2 separate regions of the Homo sapiens genome follow, and region 2 is linked to region 1. Evidence: read pairs that join two places in POLR2A ChIA-PET (ENCODE). Cell type or tissue: OCI-LY7. All regions are shown on one strand. Each heading gives the region's core, and the rest is flanking DNA. Links, peaks and the distances in the headings are about the cores only.

The links. Peaks named below come from ENCODE experiments on the same cell type or tissue, not always from the same donor. Only the 100,000 strongest peaks of a DNase experiment are listed, where the experiment ranks them.
Region 2: POLR2A ChIA-PET joins it to region 1 with 7 read pairs; 2 of 35 experiments call an interaction of 5 or more read pairs at or near these places.

Annotation. Positions count from the first base shown.
Region 1 is chr12:49,617,494-49,620,412 of GRCh38, reverse strand. It overlaps a transcript of FAM186B not described here and the pseudogene HIGD1AP9. Among named protein-coding and RNA genes, the nearest start is that of PRPF40B, 4.6 kb to the left of the region's middle. In OCI-LY7, for the core only: no CTCF peak of the experiment used is centred there; no DNase peak of the experiment used is centred there.
Region 2 is chr12:49,199,788-49,202,706 of GRCh38, reverse strand. No RefSeq gene overlaps it. Among named protein-coding and RNA genes, the nearest start is that of TUBA1A, 12 kb to the right of the region's middle. In OCI-LY7, for the core only: no CTCF peak of the experiment used is centred there; a DNase peak (open chromatin) is centred at 1,386.

The DNA of each region.
Region 1 (2,919 bases), core at 274-2,773:
CAGGTGTGAGCCACCGCGCCCAGCCTCCATGCACTTTTTTGACAGAGTTCTAAAAGAGCCAGCCAGTCCACAAGACAGGCAGAAAAAAGTTAAATTAACTGGGGCAAATAGAACTCATATAACATCCAAAACATGCAAGATTCTGCAGCAAACTAGGAGTACTTCAGGGTTGGTTTGCTATCTTCTTTAGAACTAATTTTATCCTAACAGTTTAAGAAGGTGGACATTTCAACACCATCTTTTAGGTGACATGTTTCTTTTGTGTTAATTTGACTCCCCTGAATGACCTAGTTAGTAAACTAGTCACTAGTAATTCAGTCACCAGGCAAATCAAGCCTGCAAGAAAGAAGGCCAGTATTCACAATGCCGTGTTATCAGCTGAACCCACTCAAATAGTTTATTTTAATCATTAATATGTAGCTTCAATAATGAGATGTGGACGCGGTGGCTCATGCCTGTAATCCCAGCACTTTGGGAGGCCGAGGTGGGTGGATCACTTGAGGTTAGGAGTACAAGACCAACCTGGCTAATATGGTGAAACCCCGTCTCTACTAAAAAAAAAATACAAAAATTAGCTGGGCGTGGTGGCGATCACCTGTAATCCTAGCTACTCAGGAGGCTGAGGCAGGAGAGTCACTTGAACTCGAGAGGCAGAGGTTGCAGTGAGCAAGATTGTGCCACTGCACTCTAGCTTGGGCAACAGAGCAAGACTCCATCTCAAAAAAAAAAAAAAAAAAAAAAAAAAGAGATGTCTAACTAAAGTAAGCTCCTCCAACAAAACCAAGATAGCATTTCTTCTACGGTGTAGGTTTTGCCCAGAATTCCCGATACATGGAATGATAGCCCATACCAACAGTCATTGCTCCTTCAACAAAGCCTTGGGCTGCCACACACATGTGGATCAGATGATGCAACATTTTAGTATTTCCCCTGCTCTTCAGTTTGTATAATACATATGCAACAATTGCTGCAAAACCTGCCATTCCAGTGGGGATGAATGGTGCCTCTTTAGCTTTTCAAATAAGTTTGGATCCCTAGATTTTCATCATATGAAGGGAAACATCTGTATTTGTTGACACAGTGATTGCTTGAATAATCTCCCTAGAGCGAGAAAACCCCCTCACACACCAACCGGCTTCTGATCCCCACCTGTGCCTGTGTTTTTCTTGATTTATAATACTCCCGCTTTTTTGAGGAGACCATCATCCAGAAGCTTCCTGAGAAAGGGAGCAGTAAATTATTTTGGAACTTTGCGTTTTTGCTGTTGTCATTTTTCAACTGTGACCCTTGGATTGGTTGTTTGGCTGGGTAATGAATTCCTTCAGAATTATGAAGGCATTGCTACATGGTCTTCTAGCTTCTGACACTGCTGTGGAGAATGAGAAGTCTGAAGCCTTTTAATTCCTTGTCCTTTCTAGGTGACTTTTCCCCTCTCTGAACTTCTTGTTTCCAATGTTCTGAAATTGCAGTGATATGTCTTGGTGAGTGGCTATTATCTTCCATTGTGCTGGGCACTCAGTGCCCCTCACTTTTGGGGAATAATCTTGAATCATCCTATTGGTGATTTCTTCCTATTTTCTCTATTCTTTCCTTTTTGGAACTCCTATTACTTGGACAATGGACCTGTTGAACTGGTCCTTCTAATTTCTTATTTTTCTCTCTAGCTTTGCATCTTTTTTACTTTATTTTCTGGGAGATTTCCTCAACTTTATCTTCCCATTCTTCTGAGTTTTTCCATCTTTTAAAGGTTTTAATCACTTTCACTTTATTTTTATTCTCCGAATTGTCCTTTTTATAGCATATTTTGTTTCAGGGTTATCTTATCTCAGAAGCTGTTACTGATAGTTCTGTCATTTTTTTTTCTCTACATAATCTCTGCTCCAAATTTCTTTTTCTTTTGTTTTGGTCTCTGTCTTCTATATTAGATTCTTTTCTTGGAGGTCTTAGACTCCTTGGTTGTCTGCTCACACTTAAGGATGGGTCACCTAAAAGCTGACTGGAAGCATTTGTTCTCTGTTCAGGTGGTACATGGATGGGCTTGTCAGTCATGAGCTTCTTTTTTTTTTTTTCAGACGGAGTCTCACTCTGTCGCCAGGCTGGAGTGCAGTGGCGTGATCTCAGCTCACTGCAACCTCCAACTCCCTGGTTCAAGTGATTCTCCTGCCTTAGCCTCCTGCGTAGCTGCGATTACAGGCACGTGCCAACACGCCCGGCTAATTTTTGTATTTTTAGTAGAGACAGGGTTTCACCGTGTTGGTCAGGATGGTCTCAATCTCCTGACCTTGTGATCCACCCACCTCAGCCTCCCAAAGTGCTGGGATTACAGGTGTGAGCCACCACACCCGGCCAGTCATGAGCTTCTTTGCACAGTGATCTGGCTGGGAACTTCTGATGTCAGCATTCCTAGGTTTTCCTTCTCAGTGTGGTCAGACAGAGGAGATTGCCCATCTCTGGTCTGGCACAACCAATTCCATTTGCCATAGAGTTCTGCCGCTGCCTTAGGATCTGTCCTTCTCTAGTGTAAGTGAGTAATCTCTCATCCATCTGGCTTCCACTTCTGAAAATATTTTGCTCGTCTCTTCTCCTGTTTCCCTGTCCTTATGGATTTATGCCTTTAAAAATCCCTTGGCTACATGGGTTTTCAGTGGACAAATTTGGATGCTCATGTTCAATCTACCATTTTTTACCCAGAAACTTTAAGTATATTTTAACTGGTTTTAAAATAGTAGTTTAAAAATATACATATGAATATCAAATTTCTGGGTTCATGAAAACAGGCTTGTTGACATTAAATGACTTTATAATAGAAAGCTATCATGAAATTAAACTTATAATGTAAATGTGTACTAATAAAATATTGCTTTTTTTTGAGACAGGGTCTCATTCTGACACCCAGGCTAGAGTGCAGTGGTGTGGTCT
Region 2 (2,919 bases), core at 237-2,736, 420 kb after region 1:
TTTATTTATGTTTTTTGCGATGGAGGTTCGCTCCTGTTGCCCAGGCTGGAGTGCAATGGCATGATCTCAGCTCACCACAACCTCTGCCTCCCAGGTTCAAGCGATTCTCCTCCCTCAGCCTCCCGAGTAGCTGGGATTACAGGCATGTTCCACCATGCCCAGCTAATTTTGTATTTTTAGTAGAGACGGGGCTTTTCCATGTTAGGCTGGTCTCAAACTCCCGACCTCAGGTGATCCACCTGCCTCAGCCTCCCAAAGTGCTGGGATTACAGGCGTGAGCCACCGCGCCCGGCTGTCTGATTTATTTATTTATTATTTTATTGGTTAAAGCTGATGACGCTAGGATATAAATCTTATTTTAATTAAACCATCACAATGTCCACTCTGCTCTGCACGGAAAGATTGGCATTGATGAAGAAGAAGCTGAGGATGAGCTCTGTGTGAAGCCTCCATTTTACACAGATTTTCACTGAACACAAGATGAACCGTCTTCTATAAAACCACTGGGGATGATGTGCGCTGGATTTTTTGCAACGATTTTTATCTCTGGTGTTTCTGGCACTGACTAAGGTTTCAGGCAGACAGAGGCATGGAGGACCTAGCGACAATCACTAGGGAGCTTCCTGGTTGCTAGCAACAGTAAATACCATGAAGACACAATGACACAAAGACTCAACTTTTCACATACACACAATGAGACCTGGAGCCTGGTTTCTTATTTCAGATACAGAGTCCTTGAGATACAGTACAAAGGCTTCTTCTCTCTCTCCTTTGTATTAAATTTTTTAAATTGTGTGCAGAAACACATACTGCCCAAGAGCCTATATGACCATCTTGCTGCTCAATTTGTCTAAGAACACTTGTATTCTAACCTTCCTCTCAGTACTGTCATTTTTTTACTATTTTGAGGGAGAAATAGAAGGAAATAAGCTGTTTATCTGACTTGGGGATTTTAAATTATGTGTGACTTTGAAAAACTCATTTGTAAATACCTGTCTTCTGTAAGAGTTATAATTGATTTCCACTCTTCTGAAAATATTCAGAAAAACTATCTGAAAGATCTTCTTCTCCAAGCTTATTCTCTATTTTGTTTTTAGAAAAGGTAGAAGCATACAGAATATGAAATACAGCACTGGCAATTTAAGGTTTTTCCATGACTCATTCAAGGAAATTGCATAATAGCCTTTCCCTGCCAAGTTCACAGACTCTTCTCAAATACCTTGCAATTTTCCTTATTCTATTCCTTTATTCCTCAACCTCATCTCTCTTTCCTTCTTTTCTATGTGCCATTAACTTTTTTCTCTTTTCTCTAAGGCTGTAAAACTCTCTAGGGTATAGTCATGTGATAGGCAAGGTGACAACGGAAATTTGAAATACCCCCAACCTTGCTAGTCTGTCTCCTAGCAACTGTATAATACGTTGCTTAGTAACATGGGGGTGAGAGTGAAGTCGCTCTTACAAATCTAAAAATACTGAAATCATTTTAAAAAGATTAATAGTGGGCTTATTTATTAAAATATACTAAATCCATAAATAGTCTTGCCATATAAGGGACTTATTTCAGGCTATGCTATCTTGAGTGAAACTCTACATCTCTTATAATCTGTAGACAGTACTAGAACAACAGATTGCTGTTCACATAAGCAGATGAAGGAAAAAACCCACAGCGTTCTCTAAGCCTTTCTCTTCTACACATGTATAATCAAAGTTTACATCCACAGGGAAATGGAGAAATGTTTGCTAAATGATCTTTTAGGCTAGGCAGATGAAGAAAAAGCTAGGCAGCTTTTTCTAAGTTCTCTTTTGCCTGTGCATAATTGATTTCTAAATCTAAAGGAAGGTGGATCCAGCATTATCTCCAGAGAAGTTTAAAAAAAAAAAAAAGAAAAAATATTTTAAAAAGGGAATATGGAGAGACATTTCTTAAAATGCTCTTTGAGGCTAGGCTTCACTAGGAGTTGTGTCTTTAGGGTTAACAACCATAAATAAAGTAATTTTCAGTAAATTTATCGAGCGGATATCAGAATTTAGAAATAGCTGAACCACATCAAGCACACTAAAATTGTTTAGCTCAAAAATGATAAATTATTAATTCTAGGAGAGTATTATTTACTGAATTAGACCTACTGAATCAGACTCTCTGGTGGAGGAACTGGGGATCCATATTTTAACCAGCACCCCAATTACTTCAGCACATTTAGGAAACACTGGTGTACATGATCATTCCAACATGTTATAGGGGGGTATCTTCTATTTTAGTCTTAGATTTATGCCTGTAACACTTGAAGAGGGAGGTTCAAAGCCCAACCTAAATATTCTGCCACGTCCTCCCCTTGATGTAGGCCCTTTGGCTAATAAGACTGGTCAAGGCTGGGCGTGGTGGCTCACGCCTGTAATCCCAGCACTTTGGGAGGCTGAGGTGGGTGGATCACCTCAGGCTGGGAGTTCGGGACCAGCCTGGCCAAAATGGTAAAACCCCATCTCTACTAATAATACAGAAATTAGCTTGGTGTGGTGGTGCACGCCTGTAATCCCAGCTACTCCGAAGGCTGAGGCAGGAGAACCACTTGAACCTGGGAGGCAGAGGTTGCAGTGAGCTGAGATCATGCCATTGCACTCCAACCTGGGCGGCAGAGTGAGACTTCCATCTCCAAAAAAAAAAGACTGGTAAAGCTTCAGAAGCCTCCTCAATTGTTCATTCTGCAAATGTTTATTAAGATAATTTTGAATTGTAATTGACAGAATTTAGTGATCAGTTAGGATTAACTTAAATGAATTAAAGTACTTAGAATAGTGCCTGGAACACAGTGTTATATGAGGTTATTATTATTATTTATTTTATATATATATATATATATATATATATATATATTTTTTTTTTTTTTTTTTTTTTTTTTTGAGACAGAGTCTTACTCTGTC